Linked DNA regions of Homo sapiens: region 1 is linked to region 2. Evidence: chromatin loops called from intact Hi-C (ENCODE). Cell type or tissue: HepG2. All regions are shown on one strand. Links, peaks and the distances in the headings refer to the core of each region. The heading gives the core; the rest is flanking DNA. Region 1 has its middle 30 kb from the start of CHN1. Region 2 has its middle 23 kb from the start of ATP5MC3.

Region 1 (10,962 bases), core at 1,853-9,852, 170 kb before region 2:
CCCTCTAGGTGATCCGGAAGCACATGAAAGTTTGAGAATCACTGTCTTAGCTGTTTTCCCCCTGAATGCAGAAATTAGCTCCAATTGACTCATGCTGTCAGACTTCATTTACGTGTGTATACCTGGATCTGGGGGATGATTATATGGGGACACATGTCCATAAAAATTCTCTGAGCTTTACACTTAAGATACATACATTTTACTGAATTTAATTAAACCTAATGAAAAAAACAACACTGCTAAATTATATTTCTAAGAAAGTTGGTCGGGTTCAGCTTGTCTCTTGAATAAAGGTGGTGAGATCCAAGGGCCTTGCCCATAGCATCACTGCCATGATGAGAGATTCCATGATACTGACAGCCAAGGACATCTGTGTGTAGCAACCCCAAAGACATATATTGACATTGTTTAGCAGTAAGTCAATCTCCAAGCAATAACCTCAACTTGTTTGACATCATCCTGGGTACATCTCTGAGTTGTGGGGCACAGCCACAGGAAACCCTAACATGAAACCAAAAGGGGCAGGTAGAAAAAAGTGCTGGACTTTTAAACTAGAGAAGGAAAGCATGAGAAACCTAGGAAGCAGTGATTAAATGCAGCCAATCAGGTGGTACGTACAAGTGTTGGGCAAGAGAGAAGCTGTGGTCAAAGGCCGTAAGAGACACAGCAAGGACAGCAGAGCTGCCCAGGCAGCCTCTCTGCTGACATAGTCCATAGAAGACGGTTGTGGGAAAGAGGGAGGAAGAGTGACCCACAGGCCAAGAAGAGCTTCACAGGGCCACAGCTTTAGCAGCTGTCTGTCTGCTGTCTTGGCCCTAAGGATGAGGTGGAGACCCCTAAGAGCCCTGGTGTCAATTGTGCATCCAGTCTCAGAATCACAGAAATTCTGTTCCTCAGTGCTGAAGTGTTTTGTGTGTCCCTAAAGGAAAAGCACTCCCGGAGCTGCCAGGTTCCCATCCCGACCCATGAAGAACTGTCTTCTTGATTAATCACCCCCTCTTCCACTGTCATGCAGGGAACTCACATTAGGCTTTGTATCTGGGCCCATTTTTGCTCATTGCCACACTGCTGGGAAATGGGGGCCATCCACAGTGAACTGCAGTGAAAGAAAAGTTGAAGAAAAACTGCACCACCAGGTGGACCCAGAGTCCTGACTATACTGTGCCCATGTGCACAGCTGCCTGGATGCTCTCCCAGCCAGCTCCTGAGTCCTCAGAGTTGCTTCTGCTTTTCCTAGGCTCCTTATGTGAAATGTGACTTTTTTTCATGGAAGTACCCCCCATGAAGTATTTCCCAGTCCTGCCCTGCTCAGTTGAAATGTAAATAAATTTGAAATTGTTCCTATCTAAATCAGTGAAGTATCCCTAAATTTCCTAGACCATTTCAACCTGAAAAGCAGTTCTAGGCATTTTTGGTTTTAGCTTCTGATGTTTCAATTTCATATTTCACTATGGTGGATGTTTGTTAGTTCCCTTGGCTACTGAGCATCCAAACTTTATTTCTCTGTTGGGTGAGTCTTCCATTGCATAAATCTTTGTGAGAAAAGGCCTCGCTCTCACTACAGAATTTCAAGGGGAGGGTACCCATTTCTCCATCCCTGAGGAGTCAGCATGAGGAGCTTGGGGGCTGAGCTCAGCCAATCAGATGCTGCCACTTGCAGCTTTAACTCCTGAGCAATAATGCAAAGATCAAGACATCATTAAGAAATTATTCACTGGCCCAGCGCGGTGGGTCACGCCTGTAATCCCAGCACTTTGGGAGCCTGAGGTGGGTGGATCACAAGGTCAGGAGTTCAAAACCAGCCTGGCCAAGATGGTGAAACCCCATCTCTACTAAAAATGCAAAAATTAGCCAGGCGTGGTGGCGGTTGCCTGTAATCCCAGCTATTTGGGAGGCTGAGGCAGAGAATTGCTTGAACCCAGGAGGCAGAGTTTGCAGTGAGCCGAGACCGCACCACTGTACTCCAGCATGGGTGACAGAGCAAGACTCCATCTCAAAGTAAAAAAAGAAAAGAAAAGAAAAGAAATTATTCACAGGGCTAACAGTGCAGAGTCTAGTGGGTAGTGGGTAGGGCCAGTGTCCACCGGCAGGTGAACTAGTAGCAGCTTCCTAGCTGCAAACTCTTTGGATTACAGCTCTTGGAACGTCCTAAAAATTCCTGCATGGCATGTCTTCTTAGTTCTTTGTCCCAAATTCTAGCTTTTCTTCTCAACTGTAGGCTAAATCAGACTCTAAGCCCATGTTTCTCTGTTTTTGGTCTCTGTCTGAGATACACAAAAGCAGGCATAGCAGCTGGATCAGAAGCACTTGAATTAGATGGCAATAAGTTTCCTTTTGTTTTCAGTAATGCTTTTACTGTCAATCATTAGAATAGTTCAGATTAGTTTGTGTTTTAGTGTTAAGCCATTAATTATTTTTAAAATTTATACTTTAATTTTAGATTCAGGGGTACATGTGCAGATTTGTTACAAGGGTATATTGCATAATGCTGAGGTTTTGGCTTCTACTGATCCCATCACCCAGATTGTGAACATAAGTATCCAATAGGAAGTTTTTTCAGACCTTGTCCCCATCCATCCATGCCTCTTCCTGGAGTCCCCAGTGTTTATTATTCCCATCTGTGTGTCCATGTCTACCCAAGGTTTAGCTCCCACTTATCAGTAAGAACACGCAATATTTGGCTGTTTCTGCATTAATTTGCTTAGGTTAATAGCCTCCAGCTGCATCCAAGTGACTGCAAAAGATATAATTTTATTCCTTTTATGGCTGCATAGTATTCCATAATGTATATGTACCACATTTTCTTTATGCAATCCACCATTCATAGGCACCTGAGTTGATTCCATGTCTTTGCTATGGTGAATAGGGCTGTGATGTCCTTTTGGTAGAATGATTTACTGTCCTTTGTGTATATACCCAATCATGGGATTGCTGGGTTGAATTGTAGTTACATTTTCAGTTCTTTGCAAAATCTCCAAACTGCTTGCAGTAGTGGCTGAGCTAATTTACATTCCCACCAACAGTGTATAAGCATCCCCTTTTCTCTTTATCCTTGCCATCTGGTTGTTTTTTTTTAACTTTTTAATAATAGCCATTCTGACCAGTGTGAGAGGGTATCTCATTATGATTTTGATTTGCATTTCTCCAATGACTAGCGATGTTGAGCATTTTTTCATGTGTTTCTTGGCCCCTTGTATATCTTCTTTTCAGAAGTGTTTGTTCATGTCCCTTGCTCACTTTTTAATGCAGTTACTTGTTTTACTCTTGTTGCATTAAATTCCTTATAGAATCTGGATATTAGCCCTTTGTTGGATGCATAGTTTGCAAATATTTTATCTCCCATTCTGTAGGTTGTCTGTTTACTCTATTAGTAGTTTCTTTTGCTGGGCGGAAGCTCTTAAATTTAATTAGGTCCCACTTGTCAATTTTTGCTTTTGTTGCAATTGCTTTTGAGGACTTAGTTATAAATTGTTTGTCTAGGAGGGTATTTCCTAGGTTTTCTTCTAGGATTTTTATAGTTTGAGGTCTTAACATTTAACTCTTTAATCCATCTTTTTCTAAAACAAAATTATCATTTTTAATTTTTGTGGGTACATAGTAGATATTAATACTTATGGGTTATATAAGGTATTTCAATACAGGCATGCAATATGAAATAATCACATCAAGATAAATGGGGTGTCCATCACCTCAAGCATTTATTCTTTGTGTGTCAAACACTTCTCATTAGAAGTGTGCTTCTCTGGGTGAAGCAGGTTGGCACTTCAATTGAACCAAGTACCTTTCTCTTTGGCTTCCTTCTTTATCTGATCATTTTCCTTCATACGTTTCAGGAAGCGATCTCCTCTCTTAGAGTGCTTAATGTGCTCCACACACACATTCTCTTGGCAAGAATCTTGCCCTAAATTGTTTGTTTACAACAATGCCAACAGCATGTTGGGTAACATCATAGACTCTTCCAGTTTTGCCATAATAACACTTGTGGGGCATTCCTTTTTGAACAGTACTCATTTCCTTGACGTCTACAATATCATGTTCCTTACAGATTTGCATATACATGGCCAAAAGAACAACTCCATGTTTTCTAAAAGACCAACATATATTGGGTGCCTCTCTTCTTTCCCTTTGTTTTTGTCATTTTGGTGAATTACTGGAACATGGCAGCTCCAGCCAAAATGAAGCAGGAGTTTGACTATTAAATGCCTTGAGGTAGTCTTCTTTGGGTTAAATCTGCTTGGTGTTCTATAACCTTTTTGTACTTCGATATTGATATCTTTCTTAGGATATTCCTTAGGATATTCGTAATCCTAAGGGGATGCTACTCGTAATGTCACAGGGGGTGTACATCATGTGTGTATACCCCCTGCGATTTTATTTGTAATATCCTAGTGGGATGTTACTTCTATAAGTTTGGGAAGTTCTCTGTTATTATTCCACTGAATAAGCTTTCTACCCCTATCTCTATGTACACCCACTGTGATATTATTCCTAATATCTTAAGTAGTAATTACTTCTAATATCACAGTGGGTGTACACCCTGTGACATTTTTCATGATATTTTAGGGAGATACTACTTCTAACACCATGTGTGTACGCCCACTGTGATATTATTTGTAATATTCTAGGAAGATATTACTCCTAATATTAAAGTGAGTGTACACACTGTGATGTTATTTGTAATATCCAAGGGGGATGTTACTTCTAATGTCACAGTGGATGTACATCCTGTGATATTTTTGGTAATATGCTAGGGGGATGTTACTCCTAATGTCACTGGGATTGTACACCCTGTGATACTATTTGAAATATCCTAGGGGGATGTTACTCCTAATATTACAGAAGTATATGTGTGAGCAGGCCCACACATATACTCATTTCCCCAAATTTCTCCAAGCTCTTCTCCCAACCAGGAAGCGCGACTTGGTTGTCACATTCTGCAATTTCCCTTCTCAGTGTTTCATGGTACCATCTGTGATTAATTTTCCAAGCTTAGTTCTCAAGTGTTTGAAAGTACAGCAAAATCTCTTATCGCATTCAAGGGCTTAGTTCTTATAACAGAAAGCCTTCCTTGATACTATTTTTTCTACCATGGGCTTTAAAATGCCCATGTTGAAAGTCAAAATTGGGCAATAACTTCTTTGTTCTAGACTGTTTCCAGCATTCCTCTGTTGGTCGTGCATCTAGAAAACTATTACTGCTTGATGGCTGGAGTGGGAGGGGTAGAGTAAAGGAATACAAATTGTATAATTTAATTTAGGACATTAACCATCACAGAATCCTAGCGCTGTGTGACCTTGGGAAAATTATTTATTTGCCCAGTTCTACAGTGTTATCATTTACAAAGTAGAAGAAATAAACAGAACCTGCTTCTTGAGTGTGCTTTGAGGATTAAGTGAGATAATTAATGTAAAGTTTTCAGCACCATATGTACCACATAGTTCTTGATTTTGAAGGCACACAGTTACACCCCAATTCCATCTTGCAACAAGGTGGAGTTGAGCCTAAATGAACACTCAAAAGAATGTACTAAACATTTTGAACAGTATTGAGGTGGTTGTAACGTGGCAAGCACTAAGAGGTTGTAGGCTCCTCTAGGAAATCAAGCCACGTGAGTGGATTAAATATCCAGGGAGAATGTAGGAGAGTCAAAGCCATCTCCAACAGACACCAACATTTAAAGTGCAGGTGGAAGAGGAAACTTCGAAGAAGCCGCAAGTGGTAGGGGAAACCAGGAGCATGTGATGTCATAAAAGTCAAGGGACAAAATCACTTCAGTAAGGAATAAAAGACTACTTGAAGCAAATGTTGCAGAGATGCCTTGAGAGTCCAGATACCATTTGGTTAAGGCATGAATAACAGATGAAGAATTGGGGACGGCAAGTGTAGACAGTCTTTTTAAAGAAGCCTGGCTGTAAAGGACAATAGAGCTAAAGCTAGAGGGTCACTGAATAAATTTGAGGTTAGTCTATTTTTAGAACGGGAGCTATCTCTCATTTTAACAAAGCAGGGAATGAGTCAGTGGGGAGAAAAGAAGGAAGGCACAGGACAGCAGAGATGGGTAGATGGCCAAAGATCATCGGGGGCTTAGGAGAGATACCCAGGTCCTGGTGGAAGCATTAGGCTTGAGATCAGACAGGAAGAGGAAAACTATTCTCTCCTAAGAGGAGGGAAGGAGAGAAGATGGGTCTAGATGTCAGCGTACAGATCCAAGGCAGGAAGTTGAGCAAGGTCCCATCTGAAGATTCCCCTTTTCTCTGTGAAGCAAAAGCAAAGCCATCTCTTTCAGAGAGACGGGGACATGGATAAAGCCCAGAGAAGAGTGGAGGTGACTACTAGGGCTTCGCAGAGAAGGGAACACAATAGGACTCATTGATAGGCCTAATAAAGCAAATTATCATCATGTTCTGGTTCTGAAAATAAAAAATCTGAAATTTGGGAAAGATATTTTTCTGGTCTTCAAAGTAGAGACTCTATCCCCTTGGCTATCTACACTGTACTGGAACACATGCATAAAGAAGATTATTGAATGATGTTTAGTGCAAGAGGATCGTACCTGCCCGGCTATTTAGTTAGAGCCCCAAACCCCACATTTTTACAAAAAATGAATGTTCTCTTCACTTCCAAAGTATTTATTTTTCACTACCACTAGGTGGTGTTTTGTTCAATTAAATCAAGAGTGAAACTTAACCTTTGACTCCTGTTTCAGTACACGCACTGAAAAGTACACATGCTACCTGCTGCACTTTGGTTTTAATCTTTACTTTCTAATTCTAATTTTCTAGACCAGCTATGGTATAAATGAAAACTTTGCTTTTCTCAAGTGTTACACCCTGTTTTATTTGTCTTTAAATACAATGAAAATGGAATGTGCATTTTTTCTTCCCTTTAAAAAGACCAGGGGAATGGAATGATGCGGAAGGCGGCCTTCTATAAGAAGTATGAATCTATGCCTGCTTGAGAAACCATTGTGTATTTATAATTCTTGTACTCTTCTTTTCAATAAACATTTCATGTTTTTAAAAAATCAACTTTTTTTTTACATTAAAGATACATACTAACCTTTTAGTCTTCTTAATTAATAGTTTCTGCAACTCCTGTGCTGGATACACTAAATCTTCTGTAAGTTTATTACTAAAAACCCCTTGTTAAAAACCAAAGTTGCCTAATTATGGATCATGTAAGAAAGTAGTCTCAATTAATGAAAAAACTATTTAAATAAAATAAATATGTTTTCTCTCACACTGATGCAAAAGAGGACTTTATGTATTAACCCAAAGCCTTCCTTTTTCTCTATGTTGCACCGAGGTTTGCAGCCTAACTCTGCTGCTCACCTGCTCTCTGGCCTTGGGCAAGTCTCTACCTCTCTGAACCTTGGCTTTTTCATCTGTAAATGAGCATGTTTTAAAGTGTTGACATGGGGCCGGGTGTGGTGGCTCATGCTTATAATCCCTGCACACTGGGAGACTGAGGCAGGTGGATCACTGGAGGTCAGCAGTTTGAGACCAGCCTGGCCAACATGGGGAAACCCCATCTCTACCAAAAATACAAAAATTAGCCAGGCGTGGTGGTGGGTACCTGTAATCCTAGCTACTCAGGAGGCTGAGGCAGGAGAATCGCTTGAACCCAGGAGGAGGTTGCAGTGAGCTGAGATCACGCCACTGCACTCCAGCCTGAGGGTCAGAGCGAGTTTCTGTCTCAAAAAAATAAAAAATAAAGTGTTGATATGGAACACTTGATAGATAGTAGGTGTGAAGTACAAGGGCATCTTAAATTCACTGATATTTCTGCTTGAAAACATTAAATAACGTACGGGAGTTGTGCAGCTTATCTTCTCTTTGCTCTCCTTCCTCCACCCCAGGTCCAGTGTCCACCTGTTTCTATCTTGTTTTGTGTTCTGAGGGGTTGACTTGTATAGAATGCACAAACAGGTTTCTTTGCCCTCTGGCTTTTGACTGAGTTTGGCCAGGGGACAGGAGATGGGAGGGAAGGAGAAAAAAGAGCTTGGGATATTTGTTTGTCCAGCTCCCTTCCCGGGGGTGGGCGGGGGGTCATTGTTTGCTGGCTGCAACTATCAACTGAACTTCTCCAGATCTGCCATGCAGCTCTCTACACAGTTTTCTCTCTTCCTCTGCCCTCACCACCACTGGGTCCAATTACTAAACTTATAGAATCCCTATGCCTTGCCCACCCCTCTGTATATAGTTCCTTTATTAAACTCCTGTCACATTACCTAAGTGTGCCATCTTTTACCTGCTGGTCCCAATGATCCAGGCAGTAAGCTAATTTGAGGGCCACCACTAGAAAGATCCTTAGGCTATTCATTGCTTGGGGCCTCTGTGCTTCTCCAGAAATCTTAGTGAAACCTGGCCTGAACACCAATTCCGGGTTCTGGATGAGTTCAAAAGCCTCCCCACCCCATTACTTCCACTACTACGTTCTCTCTCTTTCTTCAGCTCCTCAGCTCCTGAGCCTACATCTTTTTTTTCTTTCCTTTTTTTTTTTTTTTTTTTTTTTTGAGATGGAGTCTCCCTCTGTTGCCCAGGCTCAAGCACAGTGGCATGATTTCAGCTCACTGCAACCTCTGCCTCCCGGGTTCAAGGGATTCTCCTGCCTCAGCCTCCCGAGTAGCTGGGACTACAGGCACGTGCCACCGTGCCCAGCTAATTTTTGTATTTTTAGTAGAGATGGGTTTTCACCATGTTGGCCAGGCTGGTCTTGAATGCCTGACCTCAAGTGATCCACCGGCCTTGGCCTCCTAAAGTGCTGGGATTACAGCCATGAGACACCACGCCCGGCCCAAGCCTAGATCTTCTAGATTCAGTTGTGGATCAGGCCCAGAAGTGAAGTTCCTTCCCTTCTCCTTTGTCCCAAGAATTCCAAACACGTTTCATACTGTATGATGCTCTGTGACTTTGCTGAAGAGTGAGCGGGGCACAGGGCAGAGACCTCATAGCATCCCACCCAGCTACAGCCATCTTCACTGTCTCCAAAAGCCTGTTCTCCTCCCAAATGAGCCTCTGGTATCTATCATCTCATGTCATCCAGCTGCCACTGTTTCTCTGAATAGAGCACTGGTGACTGCTTAGTCTACCTTCCCCAGACCCTTCTTCTGGAATTCCATGAAATAAAACGGTCTTATCTTGTGACCTTTGGGGAAAACAAACAGGCTCCGCAAAGTCGTAATTTACATAAGGCCCTCCACATTCATGCTAACTCCTCAGCTAATTCCACTGATAATTATACCCCTAAGATCCCACCAGCAGAATCCGCAGGAGTGGACTGTTGGAAGCAGTTGGCAAGAAACATTCCAAAGGACTCTGAGCACCAACTGTTTACCCCCAGGGCTTCCTTGATGAGACTGCAAACTTCGTGGACTTGGGGCTTTTCCTTCTGTGACCACACTGCCACTTAGCACAGTTTCAATAACTCCTCTGGACCAATGATTAAATACCAACGTCAACAGCACCCCTAGGAAAATGAGCAAGGAACAGAATCTGCTTATAAAAGGAGTCCCAGCCCAGGGGCTATGGGGGCTTTGCCTTGGGCCTCTTCCTCTTGAGCAGAAGGTACACAGGTGGCAAGGTCTGGGCCCAGAGCCTCTTTGGCCAGGGTGACCACAGGTGACTGCAGACCCAGAGCACAAGGCCCAGCCAACTCTCAGTGGCAACCACATCTGGTTACTGAGTCCGAAGAGTGCCTGAGGAGGTGTGGGAGCTAAGAAGCCAGGAGGGCTCTCTGCTTGTCACAGCCACCTCAGCCTGCTGATGCCAGACTATGTTCGCCAGCTGTGACTGTTCTCCCCACACCAACTTGGCCTCAGTTACCCACAGCAAGAGCTGAGACTAGGTGGGCACATTTAAGAATACTTAATGAAACATTCCTGTAAGTCCTGGGATGATGGGGGGGAAAGTATCTTACAGGGGAAAAAAAAAAAGGCAAAAAAAATAAAACAAAACAAACAAACCCAGAAACGTATTACTTCCACACCAGCTCAGACCTTCCCAGGGCGCCTAACCTGGTGGTCCCTTCCTCACTCTCAGCCCTCCTGAGTTAGAAGTAGCTCACTGTCCACATGCCCCAAATCCCAGCCAATCAGTGTCCTGGGACACTTGTCACATTCACTCCAGTCAAAAGCTTTTCATGTGCCCTGAGCTATTCCCAGGATGACTGGGAGTGGGAATATTCATCACTTTCAAGAAAAAAAAAAATCCATTCTCCTCACAAAGGCTTGATAGACTCAAATGGATAATCGCTGATAGGGTTTGGCTCTGTGTCCCCACCCAAATCTCATGTTGAATTGTAATTCCCAGTGTTGGGGGAGGAACCTGGTGGGAAGTGACTGGATCATGGAGCAGATTTCCCCCTTGTTGTTCTCATGATAGTGAGTGAGTTCTCACAAGATCTGATGATTTAAAAGTGTGTGGCACTTCCTTTTTCACTCTCTCTCTTTCTCCTGCTCTGCCATGGTAAGATGTGCTTGATTCCCCTTTGCTTTCCGCCATGTTTCCTAAGTTTCCCGAGGCTTCCCAGCCATGCCTCCTGTATAGCCTGTGGAACTGTGACTCAATTAAACCTTTTTTCTTCATAAATTATCCAGCTTTGGGTAGTTTTTTACAGCCGTGTGACAGCGGACTAATACACTCACCCAATAATTGTTTTTTCTTTTAGTGTTTTTAGATCCCAACTTGTGTTACCATCATCCAGTAATTATTAATACATTTCTCAAAATTTAGGTTCTTCTGTCTAATATAAGAGTATGTTTGAAAGGCCAGGGCCACAGTGGCTTATGCCTGTAATCTCAAAACTTTGGGAGGCCGAGGTGGGTGGATCATTTGAGGTCAAGAGTTCAAGACCATCCCGGGCAACATGGAGAAACCCATTCTCTACTAAAAATACAAAAATTAGCCGGGCGTGGTGGCTGGTGCTTATAATCCCATCTACTCGGGAGACTGAGGAAGGAGA
Region 2 (10,962 bases), core at 956-8,955:
CTCTACTACAAATACAAAAATTAGCTGGGCATGGTAGCATGTGTTATGTGCATTCATGTGAAGAGACCACCAGATAGGCTTTGTGTGAGCAATAAAACTTTTTATTCATCTGGGTGCAGGCAGACTGAGTCCAAAAAAGGGGTCAGCAAAGGGAGCTGGGCGGTGGGGGGGGGGGCAGGGCAGTTTTATAGGATTTGGGTAGTAGTGGAAAATTACAGTTAAAGGGGGTTTTCTCTTGCGGGCAGCGGTGGGGGACACAAGGTGCTCAGTGGGGAGCTCATTGTCCAGGAGAAGAAATGTCACAAGGTCAATTGATCAGTTAGGGTGGGGCAGGAAAAAATCACAATGGTGGAATGTCATCAGTTAAGGCAGGAATTGGCTATTTCACTTCTTTTGTGGTTCTTCAGTTGCTTCAGGCCATCTGGATGTACACGTGCAGGTCACAGGTGTTATGATGGCTTAGCTTGGGCTCAGAGGCCTGACAGTGTGTGCCTGTAGTCCCAGCTACTTGAGAGGCTAAGGTAGGAGAATTGCTTGAACCCAGAAGGTGGAGGTTGCAGTGAGCTGAGATAGCACCACTGCACTTCAGCCTGGGTGACAGAGTGACACTCCATCTCAAAAAAATAAATAAATAAATAAATAAAAATGGACAAAGGTCTTGAATAGATGCCTCTCCAAACAAGATATACAAATGGGCATTAAGCACATGAAAAAACCCACATCACTAGTCATTAGGAAAATGCAAATCAAAGTCACAATGAAATACCACTTCACACACATTAGGATGGCTGGTATTAAAAAAAAAGAAAAATAACAAGGGTTGGTGGGGACGTGGAGAAACTGGTACCCTTGTTTGTTGCTGTTGGGAATATAAAATGGCAGTCATTGTTGAAAACAGTATAGTAGTCCCTCAGAAAGTTAAACGCAGAATTACCATATGATTCAGCAATTCCACTTCTAGGCATATACTCAAAAGAATTGAAAGCAGTGACCCAAACAGATACTTGTACGTCAATGTTCATGTAACATTATTTACAGTAACCAAAAGGTGGAAAGAACCCACATGTCCATCAACAAATAAATGAATAAACAAAATATGGTATGCGCATGCAATAGAATATTATTCAGCCTTAAAAAGGAGTAAAGTTCTGATGTGTGTTACAACATGGATGAACTTTGGAAACATGCTAAGTGAAGTAAGCCAGATTCAAAAGGATAAATAGTATATGATTCTACTCATGTGGCATGCTTAGGTTTAGCAAATTCATAAGGACAGAAAGTAAAATAGAGGTTCCCAGGGCCGGGGCCAGGGGAAATTGGGAGTTATTGCTTAATGGGCACAGAGCTTCTGCTTGGGAAGATGAAAAGTTCATCTTTCATGAAATGGATAGTGGTGATGTTTGCACAACATGTGAATGCATTTAATGCAACTGAACTGTACACTTAAAAATGGTTGAAATGGTAACTTTTATGTTATGTATATTTTACCATAATAAAAATTATTTTAAAACTAATATGTATAAGTATTTTAATTTCAGTAAACACAGCACAGAGCTACCTTAATCGACCTTGACTTTTCAACTCATACGTATTAGTATTTCAATTTCAGTAAACAAAGTTACCTCAATCTTTTAAAAATAATGTTTACAATTTTATAATGGAAATTTAAAACATATTAAGAAAGGAAATAGTATAATAAATTCCCACCTGTCTTCCAGGTTTAGCACTTATCAACACGTGGTCAATCTTGTGTCTTCTATTCTTCTCATCCACGTCGTTTCCTCACTACCTCATTTTTTTTGAAACCCATTCCAGACATCATAATATTTAAATTATAAATGTTTAAGTATGATTTCCATAGGACTCTTTTCTGAAAAACATAACCACAAACCACTATCACATCTAAAATATTTAACACTTTGTTAATATTATCAAAGATCCAGCTAGTGTTGATCTGATTGCCTGATTCAAAAGGATCAGGCAATATATAAAAAATATATAATATTTTTTAATAGTTGGTTTGTTGAAATTAAAGATCTGAACAAGTCTATAAATTATAATGAGTCATATGTCGTTTAAGTCTCTTTTAATCTATAGATTCTCCCTTCCTCTTCTTTCAAATTGATTAGTTGAACAAACTAGATTTTTTGTCATGCAGTTTCCCACATTTTGGATTTTGCTAATTTTATCCTCATGGTATTACTAAACATGTTCATCTGAACCCTATATACCCTCTAAACTGGGAGTTAGAGCTACAGGCTTGGTCTGATTTGGATTTTTGCTTTCTTCAAATAGCATTCACAGGTGATGTTGTGTACTTCCTATGTGCACCATTTAGGAGACACATAACATCTGATTGTCTTTTTTGTGATGTTGTAATTAATCAGTGAGGTCAGCCTGATTTATTATAATTCCCTGTCAGCTTTTCACTTAGTGATTTTAGTGGCCATTAATGATTACTACCTAGATCCATTATTTCATCAGAATTGAAAAACGACAATATTCTTTTCCTATCATTTCTTCTTCGTCTATTAGCTGGAATTATCTTGCAAAGAAGAGCTTTCCTTTATCAACGATTTTTGTTACCCGATAATACAATTAGAACCAAAAAGCCAGAATTAAATTGTTGAGTTTTTCCTTTTATTTACTAGTTTTCAGAATAATGAGCCATATATAATTTTAAACCATCAAGTAATTAGTGTAGGGTGATTATCTCATAGAGTAAGAGTGGATGACGTGTCCCTAAGGGAATTTGGATGATTTTCTGTCTTTGAAAGAAACCTGGACTAGGTAATCTCTATGGTTCCTTTGAGCTCTTGAAGTTCATAATTTTTCTTGCTCATGAAAACCATTTATGTTTTAATTCTCAATTTTCAAAAAGAATTAGTTGATATATTTCAATGTTATTTAGAGAGCAGACATTCATTTAACATTTAACAGATATTATTTGCTAAAGAATTTGCAAAAATTTTGTGTGTTTTCTCAAAGTTCTGGATAGTTAGCTAATTTTTTTCAGGGGCTACTTCACTACCTTTTACATTTCTTTATGTACATTTTAAACGTAGGTTTTTAAACTTAAAATTTTAAACCATGAAAAGTTGCAAGTATGCTGAGAATTCCTATTTATTTTTTATGCAGATTCAATAAATTTTGCCATTTTCCATAATTTTTAATACTCTCTCTGACTGTGTGCATGCATGCACACACACACGTATGGTATTAACTGTATACATAAACATCTATGTGTCTATCATCTATACACATTTGCACAAAGACATTTTATAGATATTTTAATTACTTTTCTAAGCCATTGGAAAGTAGGTTGCCTGCATTATGCCCCTTAATATTTCTGTGCATATTTTCTCAAAACAAGAAGGTTCTCTTACATAGCCACAGTATAGTTATCAAATTCAGGAAATTTAACATTGATATAAAACTTTTACCTAGTCTGCAGTTCATAGTCCAATTTCATCAATTGTTCCAGTAAGGTTCTTTATAGAATTTTTCCCCTCTAATGTGGGCCCAGCCACATTGACATTTTTGAAGAATACAGGTCAACTGCATACTTTTTCCTGGCTATGATCATATATATTTCCCAGTTATTAGTTGTAAATAATAGAAATTGCCTGTGGCTGATTTAAGTAGGAAAGGGATTTATTGAAAAGGTATTGAGGACCTCCTAGAATTTTAATATATCAGTATATCTCAATAAATATTTTTTACAAACAATAATAAATTATATTTATTGAGCACTTACAATGTGCTGCACACTGATCATATTACGTTATTGCCTTATCCAGTAAATAACCCTACGAGGTAAATTTCCTTTCCAATACTCCTGAATTTATTTTAGAAATGAGACAACTATAGATTAGGAAAGTAAAATGAATTTCCCAAGGCCACACAGCTAGTAAGGTGCTGAGCCAGTGTTCAAAGTCAAGTTTTGTCTGACACTAAACTCCATTCTTTTTCTACTCCATATTTTAATGGCAGCATAACTTGAAAACATTTCTGAAAGACATTTGCTAGAAAATAAATGATCTGTGGTAGACTGAAACATTAAATATTGCTTCAGTTGATATTATGAGAGATGTATATTGTAAAACATACACGCGTTTTAGCTTTTCTCCATCTTTAAAATCACTTCACAGACATGACCGAATGCTAGAGGAGCTGGCGAGAAAATCCTCAGCGTGCACATCAAATTGTACCCACTTGGGGGCACCCACAATGCAGCTTTTCTGCCTGTTCTGCCTAGAAGCTTCGAGCCCTGCAGAGGTGGATTGAGCCAGCTGCTCTACAGGACTCGGACAGCCCGATCTGATATCTCAAGAAATAGTGCCCTATATCTCCAAGTTTAGGGGATATTTTACTTAGTTTGTTGCCCACATGATAAACTATTTTCTGCAGTTTAAAACATCAATAATTAATACAATTGCTACAGGCCAAACGTGCTAGATATATGTTAGGATTTAATGACCAAGAACTAAAAATAATTTGCTGACTTAAAATGATACGTTTGTCCAGAGGATTTTTTTTGGATTTACGCTATGCCAAAATTAGGAACATAATGATTAACCAATAGGGGTAAAAAATGTGCTGTAAAATCAAGCTAAGTGTTTTAAAATAGTTTTGCATTGTGGTCTCACCTGAAACATGCTCTTTGGTAGGGACATGTGTTGGCGATCTCCAGTGCTGCTGCTGATGTAATCTCCAGGCCAGCCATTTGGTCTTTAGCTCTATTTGATAGTAGAGATCCTCCTGATATATACAAATGTCTAAGATGCCACTGAACCCAGATGTAGTTGCTGTGGCTTTGCCTAGAGAGGGGTTATTATTCCAGAGCATAAGGAGAGAAGATACAGCAAACAAGATTGTACTGGATGGGGCTATCACAGTCTTTCATATCCACCACTGCTGCTAAAGAGGCAGTTGAAGGTGGCCATATTTTAAACCATATAAATCCACCTTTAATATGGCTGCTTAGACCAGAGGGAGCCAAAGTATGATGGGAGAGCAGCTCATGGGGTGATTTAGCTTAAAAAACTGTTCAAAGAGGAACAAGTTGGACCAATTATATGCTTACCTATGAGAATCTGATTCGGGATACAGAATATGAGGGGACTCATAGTAGAAACTGATATGAAATAATGTATAGTGGGGGTATAATGTAGAATAGAGGCCAAGAGCACAGCCAGATTATGAGGAAACTAAGCCTTGCAGAAGGTGAGACAATAACTAAGCTTAAGCTACTAGAAAAAGAAAAGATGAAGAGGAATTCAGTCTTTTTTTTTTCTTTTTCTTTTTATTATACTTTAAGTTTTAGGGTACATGTGCACATTGTGCAGGTTAGTTACATACGGTTTAGCTAGAAGATATGTGAAGAGAAGCAGGGACAAGAGGAGGCTGAGCAGTGTTTCTGGTGGAGCTCTTGAGGGAAGGCTCACAGTTCTTGCTCCTGAGGGTTCTTGGTACAGTCCCAGTTTCTGTTCCATTTCTGGTCCCTGCTCATTGATCACCATGAGATCCTGGCTTCCATCTTAAGTCTTGCAATAAACAGCCATTACTTGTGGAAACTTGAGTGAATATCTGTCCCTTACCAACAAAAGTAACTAACTAGAGTAGGAGAATATGAGAGAATAATATTCCTGTTTCCTGTTTTCGAAGTCCTTTTAAACAATTGTGGTAAAATATGTATGACATAAAATTTTCCATTTTTACCATTTTTAAGTATACAGTTCAGTGGCATTAAGTATAATCACATTGTTGTGCCACCATCACCACCATCCATCTCCATAACTTTTTCATCATCCCAAACTGAAATTCTGTATCCATTAGACAGTAAGTCTTCACTCCTTACAGTACCTGCTTACCATTATTCTACTTTTGATCTTTATGAAATTGCTCAGAGTCCTTTTTGAATGAATAATATAGATATTGAATAGCTAAGATTTATTTATGCAGCAAGCCTGTAAGTGACAAAGCCACTGTCCAGAGTTTTTGGGGAGCTGGAGTTATCACAAATAGCCTGGAAAGTGTAGGCTATTTATCATGTGTAGTCAGGCAACTGCAGAAGCATGCCTCACAACTTCCTTGGACTTCGCCGGTACCCTGTTCTGTTCATCTGTTAGAATGGCTGAATGACTCATCTTACAACAATAATGAAAAAAAAAAAGAGTGGTTGAATGTCCATTCCTTCAGTAGATCCATCATCACAGAGTCAGGGGAGATGGAGATAAGGGAAATGAAGTTATGGGCTAGCAGTAGGTCCACCAATGCAATAATTAAATGTAGTCAGTGTTAATAAGAACAGCGACCATTTAATCATGACTTACCACGTGCTTTTTTATATTAACTTATTTAATTTTCATAACATCCTCAAACAACTGAAAATAGAACTACCATATGATCCATCAATCTCACTGCTGGGTATATATACAAAAGAAAGGAAATCAGTATATCTAAAAGATATCTGCACTCCTATGTTTATTGCAGCACTATTCATAGTAGCCAAGATATGGAGTCAACCCAAGTGTCCATCAATGGATTAATGAAGAAAATATGGTATATATGATGGAATATTATGAAGCCATAAAAAGAATAAAGTCCTGTCATTTGCAACAACACAGATGGAACTGGAAGGAATAAGTTTTAGTGTTCGCTAGCACAGTAGGGCAACTATAGTTAAGAATTTATTGTATATTTCAAAACAGCTGGAAGAGAAGATTTGAAATGTTCCCAACACAAATAAATGATAAATGATGGGGTGATGGATATCACAATTGCTCTGATTTGATCATTACATGCTGTATATATGTATCAAAATATCACATGTACCCCATATGTATAACTATTACATATCAATAAAAGATAAATTACAAAAATTTTCCTTTTTAAAAAATATTACTTTTTTTTTGTATTTTTTGTAGAGACAGGGTTTTGCCATGTTGCCCAGGCTGGTCTTGAACTCCTGAGCTCAAGCAATTCACCCACCTCAGCCTCCCAAAGTGCTGGGATTACAAGCATGAGCCACTATACCTGGCCAACAAAACATTTCTTAATCTTATGAGACAGGTACTATTATTTCTGCATTTTGTAGTTAGGTAAATTAAAGTACAACATGATTAAATTACTTGCTCAAGGTCACATAGCTGGTAAGTGACATAACTGAGTGACTTCTACTGTAGGAAGCTAATTCCAGTCACTTAACTTCTCACCTCATTGTTTCTTATCAGCATCAAGCTGAACCTTAGCAGTGTCAAAAGTACAATAAAGGACCATCATTGTCATGTTAAAATAGATTTGTTGATGAAAACCTGAAAGGAAACAGGTATTTATTTGTTCCATTTCATTTTTCATAAAACTATGTTAACATTTCATTTGTGTATCTGCATTTTCATCGTTTCAGACCTTCCCAACAGTGAATTTGGTGTGTGAGTTTTTGATCTCTTGCCCTCAAAGCAGACAGGTGGTCAGCCACCTGTCCCATTCACTCCAGTGGATTGTGCGAATATTATCATTTCTATATGTGTTTTGATGTGAAATCAGTTGGGAAAACCTAGCAAATTAGTTGATATATCAAGTTTTCCTCCTCTTGTCTTCTTATTAAAATACTTATGAATACCAAATATGCAGGGTAACCTTGCGGCTTAAAGAGCCTTTTTTTTTTTTTTCTCAACTGAGATTGTTCGAAGTTTAAATATTTTGATATCAGGTCTCTCCCTCACTGGGAAGAAGATACAAGGAGCAGGATACCAGTAGAATAGGGGTTTAGGATATTACATCAGAAGGTGTCCAGTTCAATGAGATAAAAAAAGCACACTGAAATCAGAAGCAAAGTTAAATATAGTACTGTGAGAAAAGGTAAGCTTGAAGGTAAGTGACCCACAGAGGAGCTTTGCTGAAAGCCAGATTTTACATAAACTTTATTATATCTCAGGGCTCAAAATAAAATGATCCATCAATCAAAGAATTATTTAAGCAAAGATCTATACATATTCTCTTTCAATATAGACTTATCTGCATTTAGGAAGGTCTGAAGCATTTCTCCTCAAAGCTTGTGCTAGGTATTCTGATGAGCTAGAATGGTGCTTCTCAAACACTGCTGCACATTAGAGTCAACTGTGGACATGTAACAATTCTTGATGTCTAGGCTGCACCATATACCAATTAAATTGAAATCTCTGGACTTGACGCATAAGCATCAGTATTTTAAAAAAATTCTCAAATAATGCAAATGTTTGGGAACCAGTCGTTTAGTGCAGTGGTTCTCAAACTTTAGCTGCATTAGAATCAGCAGCTGGGCTTGTTAAACCACGTGTTGCTGGGCCCCACCCCAAGAGTTTCTGATTCAGTAGGTTAAAGGTAGGGCCTGAGAATTTGTGTTTCTAGTGATTTCCTACATGGTGCTGGTGCTGCTGGTCCAGGGAACCACAGTTTGAGAACCACTGATTTCGAGAACTATTTACTTATTCATTAATGCCATTTGAAGACATGAAAGTCAGAAATTTTTGCTGGGCAGCCTAAGTAGATGCAACATCTTTGGAAAGGAGTCTAACCACAGTTGTGAACTCATTGCACACACTGATTCTCTGGCAGGGTTACATTCAGGCCCATCTGTTAGGCTGGCAGCATGCCCACAGAGAATGTGCTATGCCAATTTCAGCAGGGCATAGGTGCTAACCAAACACGGTTTTAGAAGGGTGGCTTTCATCACACACCAAGCGCCATTTCTTGGGCCAGGCAATCCTGCTGTTTGCAAACAGCTCCAGTCTGAGGCCACATGCTTTCTTACATCTGTACATGCTTGAGGACATGATTAAAAAATAAATAATCAACAAATGGTTGATTATATTTCTCCCTCAATCTGCCTTAGTGTTGTAATTTGGCCTGTAGAGAGGCAGTCTCTCTTCAGTAAGCTGGAAGCCATTCTAAAGGACCATAGAGTACAAATGTAATGCTTTAAAACTGCAAGGTTTGGATCAGCTACATTTGTTCCTTTGAAAATATCATTATCATTTTTTGCTGTATTTTTATTTAGGCTTTTACTCTGTTCATGAGCTAGATTTATTCCCCATTTATCATCAGTATTCTGAGGTCTTCACTAATTTATTATTATCATTATTTTGAGACAGGGTTGCTCTCTGTTGCCCAGGCTGGATTGCAGTGGCCTAATCGTGGCTCACTGCAGCCTTGACCTCCCAGGCCCAAGCAATCCTCCCACTTCAGCCACCCGAATAGCTAGGACCAAATCAGTCACCATGCCTAGCTAATTAAAAAAATTTTTTTTTGTTTTTGGTAGAAACAGAGTCTTCCTGGGTTGCCCAGGCTGGTCTTGAACTCCTAGACTCAAGTGATCCTCCTGCCTCAGCCTCCTAAAGTGCTGGGCTTGTAGGCTTGAGCCACTGTGCTCAGCCTAATTTGATTTTTAAAAAACTTATATATATATACATATTTTAAAGTAGATTTAATTTTTTAGGGTAGTTTTAGGTTCATAGAAAAATTGAGTGAAAGGTACAGAGATTTCCCATGTACCCCCTGCCCTTCCCACATGTATAACTTCCTGTATTTTTATACTCCCTGCCCCTTATAGTACTACGTTTGTTACAACTGATGGACTTGCATTGACCCACCATTATCACCCAAAGTCCATAGTTTACATGAGGGTTCACTCTTGGTTAGGTTTGGACAATTGTGTAATGGCATGTATCCACCATTATAGTATCATACAGAATAGTTTCACTGTCCTAAAAATTCTCTGTGTTTTGCCTTCTCATCCCTCTTTCCTCCTTAACTCCTGGCAACCACTGATTTTTCTACTGCCTACATGGTTTTGCCTTTTCCAGAATATCATACAGTTGGAATCATATAGTAGGTAGCCTTTTCAGATGGTTTGCATTTAGTAATGTACATTTAATGTTTCTGCATGTCTTTTTATGCTTTGATAGCTCATTTTTTTTTTTAGAATTGAATAATATCCCATGTCTAGATGTATCACATTTTATTGTCCATTCACCTACTGAAGGACTTCTTGGTTGCTTCCAACTTTTAGCAATTATTAATAAAGCTGCTATAAATATCCATATGCACATTTTTGTGTGGCCCTAAGTTTTCAACTCTGTTGGGTAAACATCAAGGAATGAAATTGCTGGATCTTGTGGTAAGAGTATGTTTAGTTTTGTAAGAACTCTCAAACTGTCTTTCAATGTGGCAGTACTATTTTGCATTCCTGCCAGCAGTGGATAAGAGTTCCTGTTGCTCCACATTGTCACCACGATTTGATATTTTCAGTGTTCTGGATTTATATATATATATATATTATATATAATATATACTTTTGCATATGTTATATATACTTTTACTATATATACAAAATAATTTTAAAAGTCATCTATATGTATAAATCATATACATATAGATGACTTTTAAAACTATTTTTTATTTGTTGCTCTTGTTCTTTGTTCCTATTTTTGCTTTCTACTCTTTATGTGCCTTTTGTAGTTTTAAGTAAGCACTACATATAATTCAATTTCTTAGCATATCAGTTGTACTTTTCTTTTTAATTTTTAAAGTGGTTGCCATAGAGTTAGCGATATACGTTTACAAGTAATCCAAGTCCACTTTCAAGTCACATTCTACCATTTCACAGGTAGCATAGGTACCTTACAATAACAAAATAATCCTAATTCATCTCCCCTGTATCATTGCTGTCCATTTATTTTACTTATATATAAGTATATATAAGCATATGTGTACATAAGCATATTTAACCATATGTATACGCATACATAATTGAAAATATCGTTGGTGTTATTTGGAACCAATGAAAGGCATAACATATGTATGATGAAAATACCAGAGTATAAATAGAGTAAGAAACAAAATATTTAAAATAATAATGACTGAGAATTTTCCTAAATTAATGTTAGACAACAAACTACATATGTTTGTTATTTGAAACAA

What was found. Peaks named below come from ENCODE experiments on the same cell type or tissue, not always from the same donor. Only the 100,000 strongest peaks of a DNase experiment are listed, where the experiment ranks them.
Region 1: it touches region 2 in a loop (3-fold over the local background); 2 of 110 quality-filtered maps call a loop at or near these places.

What each region holds. Positions count from the first base shown.
Region 1 is chr2:175,030,055-175,041,016 of GRCh38, forward strand. It overlaps the pseudogene RPL21P31. Among named protein-coding and RNA genes, the nearest start is that of CHN1, 30 kb to the left of the region's middle. RefSeq lists a silencer at 1,057-1,126. In HepG2, for the core only: a CTCF peak has its summit at 6,680 (motif pointing right); a DNase peak (open chromatin) is centred at 6,687; H3K4me3 peaks cover 406 bases.
Region 2 is chr2:175,199,603-175,210,564 of GRCh38, forward strand. No RefSeq gene overlaps it. Among named protein-coding and RNA genes, the nearest start is that of ATP5MC3, 23 kb to the left of the region's middle. RefSeq lists a silencer at 4,166-4,305. In HepG2, for the core only: a CTCF peak has its summit at 4,229 (motif pointing right); a DNase peak (open chromatin) is centred at 4,229; H3K27me3 peaks cover 662 bases.